2 separate regions of the Homo sapiens genome follow, and region 1 is linked to region 2. Evidence: chromatin loops called from intact Hi-C (ENCODE). Cell type or tissue: A673. All regions are shown on one strand. Each heading gives the region's core, and the rest is flanking DNA. Links, peaks and the distances in the headings are about the cores only. Region 1 overlaps TMEM164 (transmembrane protein 164). Region 2 has its middle 92 kb from the start of TMEM164.

Evidence for each region. Peaks named below come from ENCODE experiments on the same cell type or tissue, not always from the same donor. Only the 100,000 strongest peaks of a DNase experiment are listed, where the experiment ranks them.
Region 1: a loop joins it to region 2, with 7 times the contacts of the local background. A loop is called at or near these places in 11 of 110 quality-filtered maps.

The regions. Positions count from the first base shown.
Region 1 is chrX:110,121,807-110,130,152 of GRCh38, forward strand. The region is part of intron 4 of TMEM164 (transmembrane protein 164); the gene reads left to right. Among named protein-coding and RNA genes, the nearest start is that of MIR3978, 44 kb to the left of the region's middle. In A673, for the core only: a CTCF peak has its summit at 3,806; no DNase peak of the experiment used is centred there.
Region 2 is chrX:109,907,130-109,915,475 of GRCh38, forward strand. No RefSeq gene overlaps it. Among named protein-coding and RNA genes, the nearest start is that of TMEM164, 92 kb to the right of the region's middle. In A673, for the core only: a CTCF peak has its summit at 4,101 (motif pointing right); no DNase peak of the experiment used is centred there.

The sequences.
Region 1 (8,346 bases), core at 42-8,041, 210 kb after region 2:
ATGTATGAGCATTCCAAGTTCTCAACATCCTCACTACCACTTGTTATTGTGTCTTTTTTATTATAGCCATTCTAGAGGGTGTGATGTCGTAGAGGTTGAGTATCCGTTATCCAAAATGCTTAGAACTCGAAGTGTTTCAGATTTTGGAATGCTGCACTTTGTACTTACCAGTTGAGCATCCCTAGTCTGAAAATCTGAAGTGCTTGAATGAGCATTCTTTTGAGCATCTCTTTAATACTCAAATTTGACCCAGCCATCCCGTTACTGGGTATATACCCAAAGGACTCTAAATCATGCTGCTATAAAGACACATGCACATGTATGTTTATTGCGGCACTATTCACAATAGCAAAGACTTGGAACCAACCCAAATGTCCAACAATGATAGACTGGATTAAGAAAATGTGGCACATATACACCATGGAATACTATGCAGCCATAAAAAATGATGAGTTCATGTCCTTTGTAGGGACATGGATGAAGCTGGAAATCATCATTCTCAGTAAACTATCGCAAGAACAAAAAACCAAACACCGCATATTCTCACTCATAGGTGGGAATTGAACAATGAGAACACATGGACACAGGAAGGGGAACATCACACTCTGGGGACTGTTGTGGGGTTGGGGGAGGGGGGAGGGATAGCTTTAGGAGATATACCTAATGCTAAATGACGAGTTAATGGGTGCAGCACACCAGCATGGCACATGTATACATATGTAACCTGCACATTGTGCACATGTACCCTAAAACTTAAAGTATAATAATAATAAAATAAAATAAAATAAAAAAATAAAATATCTGATAAAAAAAGTTTCATATTCAGGAACATTTCAGATTTCGGATTTTTGAATGCTATTTCTCTGATAACTAATGATGTTGAACACTTTTTCATGTACTTACTAGCTATTTGTATGTCTTTTTGGAGAAATATCTTTTCAGATCCTTTCCCAAATTTTAATTGGGTTGTTTTCATTGTTCAGTTATAATTGTTCTTTCTGGATATTAAACCCTTATCTGATATATAATTTGAAGCATTTTCTCCCATTCTGTGGGTTGTCATTGCATTTGCTTGATTGTATCCTTTGAGGCACAAAATATTTTAATTTTGATAAAGTCTAATTTCTCTATTTTTGATTTGGCTGCTTGTGCTTTTGGTATCACATCTAAGAAACTGTTGTCTAGTCCAAGATCATGAAGATATATGACTGTTTTCTTCTAAGAGTTTCATAGTGTTGGCTCTTACATTTAGGTCTATGATCCATTTTGAGTTAATCTTTATGTGTAGTGTGAGGAAGGGGTCCAAATTCATTTTTTTCATGTGGATATCCAGTTGTCCCAGCACCATTTGTTGAAAAGACTCTTCTATCCATCCCCATTGAAATATCTTGGTATCCTTTCTAAAAATCAATGAAAAATAAATGTGAAGGTTTATTTTTAGACCCTCAGTTCTATCTCATTTCTCTATATGTCTATCCATATGCCAGCACCACACTGTCTTGATTGCTGTAGCTTTGTAGAAAGCTTTGAAACTGAGTGTGCATTGTAACAAGATCTTCTGGGGATTAGTGTGTGTGTGTGTGAATGTTGAAAAGGGCTGGAAAGCAAAGTTGAAAGAAAGCAAAATGAGCAATATAGTGTTCAGATGATAAGGCCCAGGGGGATTGACTAGCCTGAGGCCACATAGCCAGTGATTGGCAGATCTTGGTTCAGCACTCAGGTCTTCTGACTTCCACATCAGTGCTCTTTCCACCTCCCCTGTTGCATAAGTACTGAATGAGATGCCTTTGGTTAATGGACACTCTGAGCAAGAGACTTCAGGGTTATTTAAGCAACTGAACTTTGCTCAATCGCCTCATCTGTACAACAGAAATATTACCTCTATCACTGGCTGGGCCTGGTGGCTCACGCCTATAACTGCAACACTTTGGGAGGCTCAGGAGGAAGGATCACTTGAGCCGAAGTGTTGAGACCAGCCTGGGCAACAAAGTGAGACCCTGTCTGTACAAAAAATAAAATAATTAGCCAGCCATGGTGGCATGTGCCTGTAGTCCCAGCTAGTCAGAAGGCCGATGTGGGAGGGTCACTTGAGCCCAGGAATTTGAGACCAGACTGGCCAACATAGTGAGACCGGTCTCTACCAAAATTTTTTTTAAAAAATTAGCCAGGCGTGGCGGTATGTGTCTGTAGTCTCACCTACTTGGGAGGCTGAGGCAGGAGGATCACTTGAGCCTAACAGTTCAAGGTTACCATGAGCCATGATCATGCCATACACTCCAGCGTGGGTGACAGAGTGAGAACCTGTAATAACAAATGGAAGGAAGGAAGGAAGGAAGGAAGGAAGGAAGGAAGGAAGGAAGGAAGGAAGGAAGGCAGGAAGGCAGGCAGGCAGGCAGGCAGGCAGGAAGGCAGGAAGGCAGGCTGGCTGGACGGAAAGAGGGAAGCAGGGAGGGAGGGAGAAAGGTACATCATAGTTATTATGAGGATTCAATGAAATAATCCTTTGTTGGGTGCCAACTGGCAAGATGAATTCAGTTTTCCATTGCATAAAAAGAATCGGGGGGTAGGCAGAGCTCCTCCTGAGGCCCATCTCTTACCTCAACAGGTGGCCTGCCAACCTCCCCTTAGGTCCCACACGCCTAGGACCTTGAGTGGAGTGAACTGAGACTTTAGGGCAAACTGAGGGTTTCTTTAGAAAGTCCAAGGAAAGAGTGATCACTTCTGGGTCCCGGTACTGCATGGGTGCCAGTTGAGGAAGCTTTGGTGGTAGGATCCGGCCAGAGGAGCTAACGCAGGAAAGGAGTTTGGGGTGGAAAAACTTCGTAAGCTAGGAGGTCCTATGATGTAGTGGATAAGAACAGGAGTGTATGTATATAATTTTATATTGTAGAAAATTGAAAGCATACACAAAAGTAGAAAAAATGTTCCCTAATGCATCTGTCACCCAGTTTCAATGATTGTCACCACATAGCCCATCTTTTTCTTTTTAACAATACACCTCACTCCACCACAAATCCATTCCACCCCCAACACAAACACCTATCCCTGGATTATTTGGAAGAAAATCTCATGTAATTTTAACTGTAAGTATTTCATTATGCATGTCTGAAATGTAAGGACACAGTAAAAAATAAACATTACAATACCATTATCATACCTATAATAACTAGCAATAATTCCTTAAAATCATCAAAGATACCTAGTCAGCAGAGCCCAGGCTTTTAATCTAGCCAAATCACTGTTCCAGTCTTCCTTCTACAGCATCAATAGCCTGTCTCAGAGCCTGTTTTACATTGTAAAATGAGGACGGTCATAACAATTCCTGAATCTTTAATAAGGTAATGCATGTAAAGTGCTTACCACAATGCCTGATACAAAGTAGTAAATGCTCAATAAAGGTTAGCTAAGATTATTTATTAATAATAATAGGAAATATTTGAGTTGCTATTAAGGTGCTTTTGAGAATGGCTTTGACTTAGAATCAAGAGGCAGATTTGGAGCCCAGCGAAATGATTGTTGCGGGGAGGAATAACGACAAAAACAAAACAAAAAAACTTTCAAAGTGGCTGAAAAGAGAGCACCGGTATGAACTGGGAAGTGGAGCTGCAGATGATGGCGTCCTGGTAATTTTCCTCCACTGTATGTAGTTTTTTCCCCCTGCAGTTCCCCTGGAGGAGAGAGGAGAACTGGCTCGGGTGGGGGTTGCAAATACTAGAAAGTATTCTGGGCAAGAAGGGGCACTGCAATCAAAGGGCTGGGGGCCCCCAGAGTCCTGGCTCAGGAGATGAAGTCTCAGGTTCCCTGGGCTCATGGGCCTAAAGCCCCACCTTGTGGGGAATGGTCTGAGTGACTCTGTTTCTGTGCACGGAGTTTGGAGGCATGAGGCAGGCTCACTACATCGTGTTAGAAACATTCCCATTGTTCAGGAATGGTCTTGCTCTCTGCTGCCAGTTCCAGGCATCAGCTGAAAGCTTTTTAATAAAAATGGAACTCAAAGGAGACGTGATAAGGTACCTGATTTTAACCTGAAGTGAGAGAACACCAGATGTTTCATTCTGTCTGAGGGTTTGAGAGGCAAAGCAATTAGCAGCTGCTACTGATTTAGCAACAGACACCTGCTAAATGAAAATCTGTAAAACCGGCCAGGCTTGGCAGCAGAAGCGCATACACTGCTTCTCAGGCATTTCTGGGAATTGTAAATTATGTTGGCTCAAATGGCAGGGCGGGGGGCTTCCAGTGAAGCTGAACATGCTCATCTAGACCAGGAGTGTGTTTTTCTAAGATGGCAATAACTTAGAAATGGCTATTTGGTTGGTGGATGGAGAGGACGAGATGAGAACGAATCTTCCAGAAGCTGCCTGGTTCGTCTCTGCTGCTGGCCCAGCTCACAGGTGCCCTCTGGGAGTCATCCTATAGCTGCCCTCTGGGGACAGATAGGGCTGACAGAAGGACGAGGGAATCCTGCCACCCCTCTCCTCCTGATCCAGAGCACATCTCTCCCTGCCACCAAAGGCAGTAAGTCTCAAAGCAGGAGGAACACCCACCTCTGGACTCACAGCATCTCCTGCTCTGGGACAGTTACAGACTGTTGGCTTTAGCAGTGATTTGGAGAGTTTGTGCTTGCTTTGGCTGGGAAAGAGACTTATCCATAGCCTACTGCCTTTCAGGATTCTTTTCTAAGGGGATATCAATGCCTGCTCTCCACGTCTATTTTCTCGAGGCCCACAGTGGAGCACAAACAATGGAAACATAGGAATCCATGCAGAGGGCTTTAGCGATCTCCTGGGACACTGCTTCTGTCCTGTCTTTTAGCCCTTATAGTTTATAGTTTAGATTTTACATGTGTTTCCTATCTTTTCAACCTTTTCTAATAAGAATTCCTTACATGTGGATGGGACTTGGCAACCAGCAAATCTCACCTTAGTGTAGTTGTTGAGGATGGGTTCAGGGATTTTCTAGAAAATAAATCTATTTTCTAGGTTTATTTCCTGGCTGGGCCACTCCTGTGTGTGTGTGTGTGTGTGTGTGTGTGTGTGTGTGTGTGTGTGTGTGTGTGTGGTGTTGGTGGGAAGAACATAAGGTTCTTCATGGAGTGGGTGTTCAATATATGACTGATTGAAGAGAAGGTCAATTTGTAGGTCAACTAGGTGGTGCTGAAAGAATTGAGCAACTCCCATTTGTGCCTTATGCCACATGCACTGTACATAACTGTGTCTTGGTCTCCAAACTAGGCCAGAGGTCAACTGTAACTTGGGCCAAAGGTGCCTTCTGTTTCCAGTTTTGAGCAAGGGAATGGCAGCTCTCCATATGGAGCAGGGACCAGGGGGTGCTGTTGGCAGATGCATGGTGAGAGCTGTCCTGAGGAAGTACCATCCAGAGTCTCGTCCTAGCAAGGTGTTTTAGTGTGGTTAAAGGGTCACTCCTGGCCGGGTGTGGTGGCTCATGCCTGTAATCCCAGCACTTTGAGAGGCTGAGGCGGGCAGATCACCTGAGGTTGGCAGTTCGAGACCAGCCTGACCAACATGGAGAAACCCCGTCTGTACTAAAAATACAAAAATTAGCCGAGTATGGTGGCTCATGCCTGTAATCCCAGCTACTCGGGAGGCTGAGGCAGGAGAATCTCTTGAACCTGGGAGGCGGAGGTTGTGGTGAGCCAAGATCGCACCATTGCACTCCAGCCTGGGCAACAAGAGCAAAACTCCGTCTCAAACAAAACAAAACAAAACAAAACAAAACAACCACAACTCAACTCCTGCTTCCAAAGATGGAAGTGAGAGAAGATTCTTTTTCCTTTAACTGAGTGGGCCCTTAGTTGAGATATACAGACATGTTTTAATTTCACTAACTCGGCCCCACAGTGTAGGAGGGGGAAAGGAACAGCAAGTAGTCCAGGTAGAGGAAGAGCTAGGGTCCCCACACTCTAGCCAGAATTGGGGGAGCTCCACCTTCTCTGATCAGGGGAGAGACAGGATTCCCATCACCTCCTTCCAATAACTAAAATAACCACAGCACAAATATGTGTCCTGTATCAGCAAGCTGCCATTGAAAGAGGGCCATGGACCCTGCGTATGATAGAGCATGCTAGGTGCACTCATGGTCCTTATAAAAGCAGCCAGGTATGCATGGGCTGGGCCCTGCATGCACAAGTTACCCATTGGTCCACTAAACGTATGTTCCTAAAACCCATTATGGTCTTAAGAATTCAGACTGGCATGGATGCAAAAATTCAGATAACCCCTAAGTAATAAAAGTACTTATTTTTCTTTAGAACCTAAGACCTATAAGTCTCAACTAATTTGAAGAATACTCTGGTGACCAAAGGGAGAATGCCTCTTCAAAAGATTGCTTTTATTTGGAGGTTGCAGGCCTTGCATAGGGTCGTTCCCCCAGCCCCCGGGGACTCTGTTAATGAAGGGGTTTGGGTAGGGCTTGAGCCTCTGCTCCTTCAACATTTCAGCATACACACAAAAGAGCCTACTTCTCAGCACAGATGTGACTACTATGTGTCCACTTGGATGTCACATTTCAGGGAAGGTTCATTCATAATACAGGTAAAATGTTACTATATTTTATCCTCTGTTGTTGCTTTGAAAAGTCAGTGGTCAGCCTTTTTACTCCTTTGAAAGTAATCTTTTCAGGTCACTTTTGAGGTTTTTTTGTTTCTTTTTGTTTGGTGTTCTGCAATTTTGCTATATGTTTCAGTATTGATTTGTTCTTTCTTATTCTGTTTGGGAGCCTTTGGGCTTCTGGTGTGTGGGTATATATCATTCATCAGGTTTCAGAACATTCTCAGCTGTTATAACTTCAAACTCTGCCTCTGTTCCATTCTATTCTTCTGGGACCACATTTTAGAGATATGTTAGTCCATCTTACTGTGTCTTCTTATCTCTTAATCTTTCTTTGATATTTTCTAATTTGTCTTACTGTATTGCACTTTGGCTAATTTCTTCAGCTGTATATTCCAGTTTATTATTTATCTCTTTAGTTAGTTCTATCCATTGAGTTTTTATTTCAGTTATTATATTTTTAATTTTTTTCAAACATACAAAACAGTCTGTAGGTAATAATTTTATTATCTGCAGTCTTTAAATTTCTGTTTTCAGGATTCCTGGCTTGTTTCCTTGTGTATTTAAGTTTTCTTTATTTTAAATATTATTATTTTTGTTGCTTTACTGTAAGTTGCTTATTTTCCTTGGGATTTTATTTATGGGTAGTTTTTGACTCCTGGTTTCCTGTAGAAAGGATCTGTCTTCATTCTTGCTAGGCACCTGAGAGCTGCCAGTCTGGAATCATGCTAAATGAATTCTGACCTCAGGTTTTTTGATTACCCAAGTAGTATACATTCACTTTTCAAATACACATGATGGCTGGCTTGCCGTTCCAAGTTTTTATTGGAGATAACCTAGTTCCTTTCCCTGCTACTCCAACTCAGTGTAAAGATTGAGAGTAGATTTTCCTTATCGTCCTAGGGGGCAGGAGTAATTTGTATTTCTAGTACACGTTTACACTGAAGTGTAGCTTTTTGGGGTCCCAGCTTTATGAGAGTTATCTCCTATCAGACTCTTTTTGGGATATCTTGACCTTTGTCCCCCATCCCTTATGCCCTGTGAAGCTATGAGAAATCAAAGCTCAAGTTCAGCTGGCTTAGCAAATCTACTTTGGGTGAAAATTGGATGCCGTATCCCACTTATGTCTCTGGGTTCCCACTTTCACTTTTTTTCTGGCTAGAAAATTCCTTGTGTATTTGACAGTTCATAGATTGAAAAATAAAACAATTTTAAAAATATTTTATCCAGGACTTTTGGATGTTTTCAGTGGTAGATTTGTTTAAGAACTAGCTTTTTATATGCTCAGAAATGAACATCTGGATCTTGTTTTCCAACACTTTTATGGCTGTGTCCTTACTTTCAGGAGCAACCAGGAGGACATTCTAATTCTATTCCTTGGTTGTCAGTGCTCTCCTGAAATATCTCTAAATAAGTTGATAAATACCTACTGTGTGTCTAGTATTGTGCTAAGTTCTATGAAATATCGGGAAGACCATGTAGCTTCTCATGTAGCTAACAGAACATTGGCAGTAGTGGCCTTCAGCCCTTGGAACACTGATTTAAACCATATTTTCATTTCCAAACCCTTTTAAGCCCTAGAAATTAGCATTTAGAATGATGTGGTTGTAAGACTGTAAGGTACATAAAGGCAGAGGCCATTTGTATCTTGTTTATAATAGTTGGCACATAGTAGATGCTCAATAAATACTGAATGAATGAGTATCTGGGAGGTCATGGAGGCAGATTCCAATGCTGATCAGTTCCCATGGCAATTTAATTAGAAAATTCCAGATCCATG
Region 2 (8,346 bases), core at 10-8,009:
TACGGCCATTCTTGCAGGAGTAAGGTTGTATCACATTGTGGTTTTGATTTGCATTTCCCTTATCATTAGTGATGTTAAGCACTTTTTCATATGTTTGTTGGCCATTTGTATATCTTCTTTTGAGAATTGTCTATTCATGTCCTTAGCCCACTTTTTGATGGGATTGTTTGTTTTTTTCTGATTTGTGTTCCTTGTAGATTCTGGATATTAGTCCTTTGTCAGATGTATAGTTTGTGAAGATTTTCTCCCACTCTTTGGGTTGTCTGTTTACTCTGCTGATTGTTCCTTTTGCTGTGCAAAAGCTCTTTAGTTTAATTAGGTCCCAGTTATTTATCTTTTTTTAATTGCATTTGCTTTTGGGTTCTTGGTCATGAAATCCTTGCCTAAGCCAATGTCTAGAAGGGTTTTTCCAATGTTATCTTCTAGAATTTATATAGTTTCACGTCTTAGGTTTAAGTCCTTCATCCATCTTCAGTTGATTTTTGTATAAGGTGAGAGAGAAGGATCCAGTTTCATTCTCCTACATGTGGCTAGCCAATTATCCCAGCACCATTTGTTGAAAAGGGTGTCCTTTTCCCACTTTATGTTTTTGTTTGCTTTGTCAAAGATCAGTTGACTGTAAGAATTTGGGTTTATTTCTGGGTTCTCTATTCTGTTCCATTGGTCTATGTGCCTATGTTTATACCAGTACCACACTGTTTTGGTGACTTTGGCCTTAGAATATAGTTTGAAATTAGGTAGTGTGATGCCTCCAGATTTGTTATTTTTGCTTACCCTTGCTTTGGCTATGGTCTCTTTTTTGGTTCCATATGAATTTTGGAATTTTTTTTCTAGTTCTGTGAAGAATGATGGTGATATTTTTATGGGGACAGCATTGAATATGTATATTGCTTTTGGCAGTATGGTCATTTTCACAATATTGATTCTACCCATCCATGAGCATGGGATGTGTTTCTATTTGTTTGTGTCATCTATGATTTCTTTCAGCAGTGTTTTGTAGTTTTCCTTGCAGAGATCTTTCGACTCCTTGGTTAGGTATATTCCTAAATATTTTATTATTTTGCAGCTATTGTAAAAGGTGTTGAATTCTTAATTTGATTCTCTGGTCACTGTTGGTGTATAGGAGAGCTACTGATTTGTGTACATTAATCTTGTATTCATGTTGAAATTTAACTGCTAATGTAACGGTATTGGGAGGTAAGACCTTTAAGAGGTAATTGAGTCATGAAGGCTCTGCCCTCATGAACGGATCAATGCTGTTATCATGAGAATGGGTTAGTCATCATGTGAGCAGACTCCTGATAAAAAGATAAGTTTTGTCTCAATTTTCTTGCTCACCATATGATGTATTCTGCCATGGGATAACCCTTGCCAAATGCTGGTGCAGTGCTCTTGGACTCCCCAGTCTCCAGAGCTGTGAGCCAAATGCACTGTTCTTTATAAATTACCCAGTCTGTGGTATTCTGTTTAAAGCACAGAAAATAGACTAAGACATACATTGTAAGTGCCTAGTAAATGTGAACTAATGTTCTTATCCCTTGTCTGACATTGGCCTTGAATAATGCAAGCCCCTTCTCATCAGTTCCCTAATTTGTGAGAATGAAAACAGGAGCCTTCATGGTTGTTTATAAGTTATAAATTCTCATTCTAGGGAAAGCGCTCATTAATATTCTTACCACTATTTCTTATAGACAGCACCAGAGGCTGAGATTTATTTAATATGAACAATTTAAAATAATTTCTGTAAGCGCACACACAGCTAGCTTTCAATTACTCACTCTAATGGAGAAGATCAGAGTCATAGGTAATCTAAAACTGTGCCAAATCCAAAGTCATCTCTGTTTGGCTTGGAAATGAACTGGATACACTTTTTTTTTTTTTTTTTTTTTTGCAGCATATTTACCTTTTGGATTTTTTTGTGCTTGGCCAATAATAAAATAAATTTACATTATCTAAGCACACTAGCTGACAGCACGTGAAAGTGCACAGAAATACTCCTGGGGAAAAAGAGAAGCTAAGATCATGATACTAAGTTTGCTGCAATGAAGAAGGGATTTACCATACATTTTTATTAGTGATTCTCAGAGTTTAGAAGAGATTTTTTAAAATTGTATGGGGAACTTGTTAAAAATGCACATTCGCAGCTCCAACCATTTTATAGGTGAGAAAACTGAGGTTCAGATAGGGGAACTGACCTGCTCCATGTTGTAAAGTTGAGGGCACAATGGGAAGTAGGACCTAAGTCTCCACAGCTCCTCATATAATGTACTAGGCAGCGATAATAATGGAGTCCTCTGAGGAAGAGAATAGAGAGAGAAGGCCATGTAGAAGGCAGAATAATGAAACTTGGGGATATTTTCACATTTGGTAGGGTGAGAGAAGGAAAAGAAGACAGCAAGAATGAGAAAGTGAATGAAGTTAATTTCTTTGAACTTGGCTGATCTCTCAGAAACTTCTAACCCAGTAGTTCTCAAACTACTATGCACCCAGGTCAATTTGAGCACCTGTTGAAAATATGGATCCCCAGACAATCTGATTTAATAGGTCTGAATTAGAGCTTAAGTTTGTGTTCTTTTTTCTTTAAGTCAGCACCCCATGTGATTCAGAATTAAGTAAATGGAAAATCACATCTTGAAAAATATTTGTCTAACCTTCTAAGATCTTGAAGTTTACGTCAAAATGTTTTAAGGAAATACCAAGATCTTTGAAAACGTGGGATTTCCCCTGTTGAATTACTTGGGACCAGGGATGAACTTTGACAGCCCAAAAGCTGCTGTGAGTGAGCACTCTGTCTGAGTAGTGAAAGCATGGCATGCTGCTTGAGGATGCAGGCTTTAGCACTACACTGGTCTGTGTTCAAATCCTGTTTCTGACACTTACTAGCTAAGTCATCTCTGTCAAATTCTTTGCTTCTGTGTGCCTCAGTTTCCTCATCTGCAAAGTGGGAATAATAATAGTATCTGCCTAGTAGAATTGTTTTGAGGGCGGTCTGTAAAAGTGTTTAATTTAGCAATCACTCAAACACAGCTTAGATTATTACTTTTTTCTTTTTCAGCGTTGCTTGCATGGTGGATCTTTTGCTCAGGATAAATCATCTGAAGACTCTAAGGCAGTTACAGTGACCAACTTTACCTGTTTGCCCAGGACCGAGAGGTTTCCCAGGATGCATGATTTTGGTGCAAAAAGACAGGCCCAAGCAAACCAGGATGGTTGGTCACTCTGAAGGCAGACCTCTCTGAAGCCCTTCAAGTACTTATTTGCATACATAATATTTTTTACTGGTAAACAGTAGTTATCAGCTGCTCTGCTAATTCAACAAGGAATAATTGCTGAAGGTTATCTGATACTATACATCTAGTAGCTACTCCAACTAAAATTTCTAACTTGAGCAGCTTGCAGAGAAGTGCATGGGAGTGATGCACACTTCTGGGATTCCCGAAATTCCCTATATCTGGATTGTGCTCAGCTGTACTGTATATATTTCTTAACTAGGTGATAGATTTCTTTTTGTAAATATGTGGTTGTCTATTAATAGGATCACAATAGTCTCAGAATTCTATTTGGTGGCTCAATAAATGTAAGCTGAATGAATAAATGACTATCAATTGAAATGTCTTCACTTGGGTGTTTGGGAGACTTGATTTATGAAATTGAGAGGTACAGTTTGAAAACCATCTCAGACAGCAATTTCCTCCCTTGCACAGCACTAATTCTCTCTTAATGTGGCTTCCCAGAATAAAGGCATGACACAAGACAGGCACTTACCTTGTCTTGGTGAAAAGGCTCTTGAGATGCCTGTGAAGAGGATTTTCAGAGTTTCTAAATTTGGCCCTGAAGTCATCTGAGATGCGTATACATTCACATATACATATACATATACATCTGTCAAAAACAGAGCAATGCCAGGATAAAGTCACATATCTCACCCAGCTATGTCCCAGATGGGACATGACCTTTGTTGTATACACTCTTTTGTGGACTAGTGCTTTGTACATGTTAGGGTGATGAGGTTAAGGGTTTAAAAGGCCTTTCTTTTTAAAGATCCATTGTGTTTTCTCAGGCTGGAAAAATTGTCATCCTCCATTCGCCACTAGATGGCCCATCATTCAAAAAAATTCCTTGTTTTCTAAAAAAAAATTTAGGGAACAAGGTTCCCATAATGATTTGAGTATTCCCATCATGATTTTTCAGCCATATCATAGCAAATCACCATATATTCTTTCAGTATTTACTTTAAATTGGCTACTTTCTAACTTAAATATGCCTATTTTAGAAGTAAACTGGAAGGTGAACAGGAAAAAAGAGAGAAAGTTATACATAGATGAAAAATTCAATGGCCCTGGAGAGAAAGAGCTGCCTCAAGGATGAATAGGAAGGGGAACTGGGCCTGGAGTTGGTGATTCAGGACTCAAGGGGCCAAGATCAATAGTAGGCAGAAAGATAAAGGGGGCGGGTGAGAAAGAAGGACTCTCAAAACTGACACGGAAAAGCTGGGCCAGAGGTAGGAAGAGGGAGGCATGGAACCTGGGGGATAGAGAGCGGAGCTGAAACAAATATAGAAATGTTGGCACAAAATGTTTGTGTAAGAGAAGGCTACAACTGAGTCGGGCATACCAGAAGCTGAAAGAAAGGTGAAGCCTAGCAGTATAGTTTGAAGTCAGGTAGCGTGATGCCTCCAGCTTTGTTCTTTTGGCTTAGGAATGACTTGGCAATGCAGGCTCTTTCTTGGTTCCATATGAACTTTAAAGAAGTTTTTTCCAATTCTGTGAAGAAACTCATTGGTAGCTTGATGGGGATGGCATTGAATCTATAAATTACCTTGGGGAGTATGGCCATTTTCACAATATTGATTCTTCTTATCCATGAGCATGGAATGTTCTTCCATTTGTTTGTATCCTCTTTTATTTCCTTGAGCAGTGGTTTGTAGTTCTCCTTGAAGAGGTCCTTCACATCCCTTGTAAGCTGGATTCCTAGGTATTTTATTCTCTTTGAAGCAATTGTGAATGGGAGTTCACTCATGATTTGGCTCTCTGTTTGTCTGTTATTGGTGTATAAGAAAGCTTGTAATTTTTGCACATTGTTTTTGTATCCTGAGACTTTGCTGAAGTTGCTTATCAGCTTATGGAGATTTTGGGTTGAGATGATGGGGTTTTCTAGATATACAATCATGTCATCTGCAAACAGGGACAATTTGACTTCCTCTTTTCCTAATTGAATGCCCTTTATTTCCTTCTCCTGCCTGATTGCCCTGGCCAGAACTTCCAACACTATGTTGAATAGGAGTGGTGAGAGAGGGCATCCCTGTCTTGTGCCAGTTTTCAAAGGGAATGCTTCCAGTTTTTGCCCATTCAGTATGATATTGGCTGTGGGTTTGTCATAAACAGCTCTTATTATTTTGAGATACGTCCCATCAATACCTAATTTATTGAGAGTTTTTAGCATGAAGGGCTGTTGAATTTTGTCAAAGGCCCAAAACAGCATGGTACTGGTACCAAAACAGAGATACAGATCAATGGAACAGAACAGAGCCCTCAGAAATAACACCACACATCTAAAACTATCTGATTTTTGACAAACCTGGCAAAAACAAGAAATGGGGAAATGATTCCCTATTTAATAAATGGTGCTGGGAAAACTGGCTAGCCATATGAAGAAAGCTGAAACTGGATCCCTTCCTTACACCTTATACAAAAATTAATTCAAGATGGATTAAGGACTTAAATGTTAGACCTAAAACCATAAAAACCCTAGAAGAAAACCTAGGCAATACCATTCAGGACATAGGCATGGGCAAGGACTTCATGTCTACAACACCAAAAGCAATGGCAACAAAAGCCAAAATTGACAAATGGGATCTAATTAAACTAAAGAGCTTCTGCACAGCAAAAGAAACTACCATCACAGTGAACAGGCAACCTACAGAATGGGAGAAAATTTTTACAATCTACCCATCTGACAAAGGGCTAATATCCAGAATCTACAAAGAACTCAAACAAATTTACAAGAAAAAAAAAACAACCCCATTAACAAGTGGGCGAAGGACATGAACAGACACTTCTCAAAAGAAGACATTTATGCAGCCAACAGACACATGAAAAATGCTCATCATCACTGGCCATCAGAGAAATGCAAATCAAAACCACAATGAGATACCATCTCACACCAGTTAGAATGGCGATCATTAAAAAGTCAGGAAACAACAGGTGCTGGAGAGGATGTGGAGAAATAGGAACACTTTTACACTGTTGGTGGGACTGTAAACTAGTTCAACCATTGTGGAAGACAGTGTGGCGATTCCTCAGGGATCTAGAACTAGAAGTACCATTTGACCCAGCCATCCCATTACTGGGTATATATCCAAAGGACTATAAATCATGCTGCTATAAAGACACATGCACACGTATGTTTATTGTGGCACTATTCACAATAGCAAAGACTTGGAACCAAGCCAAATGTCAAACAATGATAGACTGGATTAAGAAAATGTGGCACATATACACCATGGAATACTATGCAGCCATAAAAAATGATGAGTTAATGTCCTTTGCAGGGACATGGATGAAGCTGGAAACCATCATTCTCAGCAAACTATCGCAAGGACCAAAAACCAAACACCGCATGTTCTCACTCATAGGTGGGAATTGAACAATGAGAACACTTGGACACAGGAAGGGGAACATCACACACCAGGGACTGTTGTGGGGTGTGAAGAGGGGGGAGGGATAGCATTAGGAGATATACCTAAAGTAAATGACGAGTTAATGGGTGCAGCACACCAACATGGCACATGTATACATACGTAACAAACCTGCACGTTGTGCATATGTACCCTAGAACTTAAAGTATAATAAAAAATATATATGTATATATATGTATGTGTGTATATATATATATATATACACATATATATATATAAAAGGTGAAGCCTAAGGAAGAGATGTGGGGTTGGGGCCTGAGGAGATGAAGAGGATAAAGAGGTATATCAGACGCTCTTCGTTGCAATGTTTCCATTTCCCCTCCACTTCTTTCCTTTGGGGAACATTAAGCAACACCGTTTAGTAACCAAGCCCGAAATTGCGGCCCAATAGACCACAGACCTAGAATGCCTTACCTACAAACCTTGTTGCCATGTGTGTTTTGGAATTCAGAATTGTTTGGATTTCAGAAAGGTGACACAAGCATACACTAGACATTAGATAACATACCTAGTGAGGCCTGGGGCAAAACCCCATAAGCAAACACATTAACATTTCTGCAGTGAAATGTATGATTTATTATACTTAGTGGGCTAGATGAAGACTATGAAATAGTTCAGGTTTGGTTTTGTCGCCAAAAGCATTTTGATGCCAAACTAATAAAAAACAAACAGCCTTTGATTTTCAGAGCCTTTTGAACTGTGCGTACTGTTTATGTCTTATTTTTGAATCTGGGTCATGGGCACATAGCTGTTTGTCGTATTACTGTTCATACCTTTTGTAGGTGTGAAATATGATTTTTTAAAACCTTTGAATTGCCTAGGCTCATGTCTGTTCTAAGAGGGAGCATGACACAATACTACATTCATAGAAGGCTTACTAAACACTTGTGGAATTGAACTAACTGGATCTAGCCCTCCTACATGTATTCTTTGTTAACTTGGCCTTAGAGAAAGCAACAGATGCTCTTCTAATTAGGGAGGTTAGTCTGGTTACAAATATAAATAAGAGTTAAGCTGGAACAAAGGCTATGCCTAGGAAAAATGCCTTCATTCCTTTATTCATTAACTCGACAAATATTGAGGACTACTGTGAACTTAGCACCGTGCTAAAAGTTGAAAAGCCATAGGAGGTATCATATAAACAAAGTTCTATCTCTTCCATTGAGAAATTGAAAGTCTGGTGGAGAAGATGAGCTGCTCTCGCCTACCTGTGATTTAATGGGCAGAATGCCACAGGATAGGCATGGTGTGCCATGAAAGCTCCAAGCAGATGTGCTCTCTGCCCAGCATATGGATACTGATGCATGCCTGGAGAGTTTAATAGAGGAGCTGAGATTACAGCAGTTTCCACACTGTTACCATCTAAAATGGCAATCTGCTCTCATTGCTCCCTAGCCTATGGGGGATTGGGTCGTCATTAAATTAGATTTCTGAGGTTTTTCTGTATCCAAGAAGGAGGACAATGCAAGGCCACATTTGGCGCCATCTAGTGCTTAATGAGTGCCATCTTGGATGGCCCCCAAAAGCAAAGAGTCAAGGGCTCCAGCGTGATATTTTAAAAGTTTCTCTGACCTGGCCGGGCGCGGTGGCTCACGCCTGTAATCCCGGCACTTTGGGAGGCCGAGGCGGGTGGATCACGAGGTCAGGAG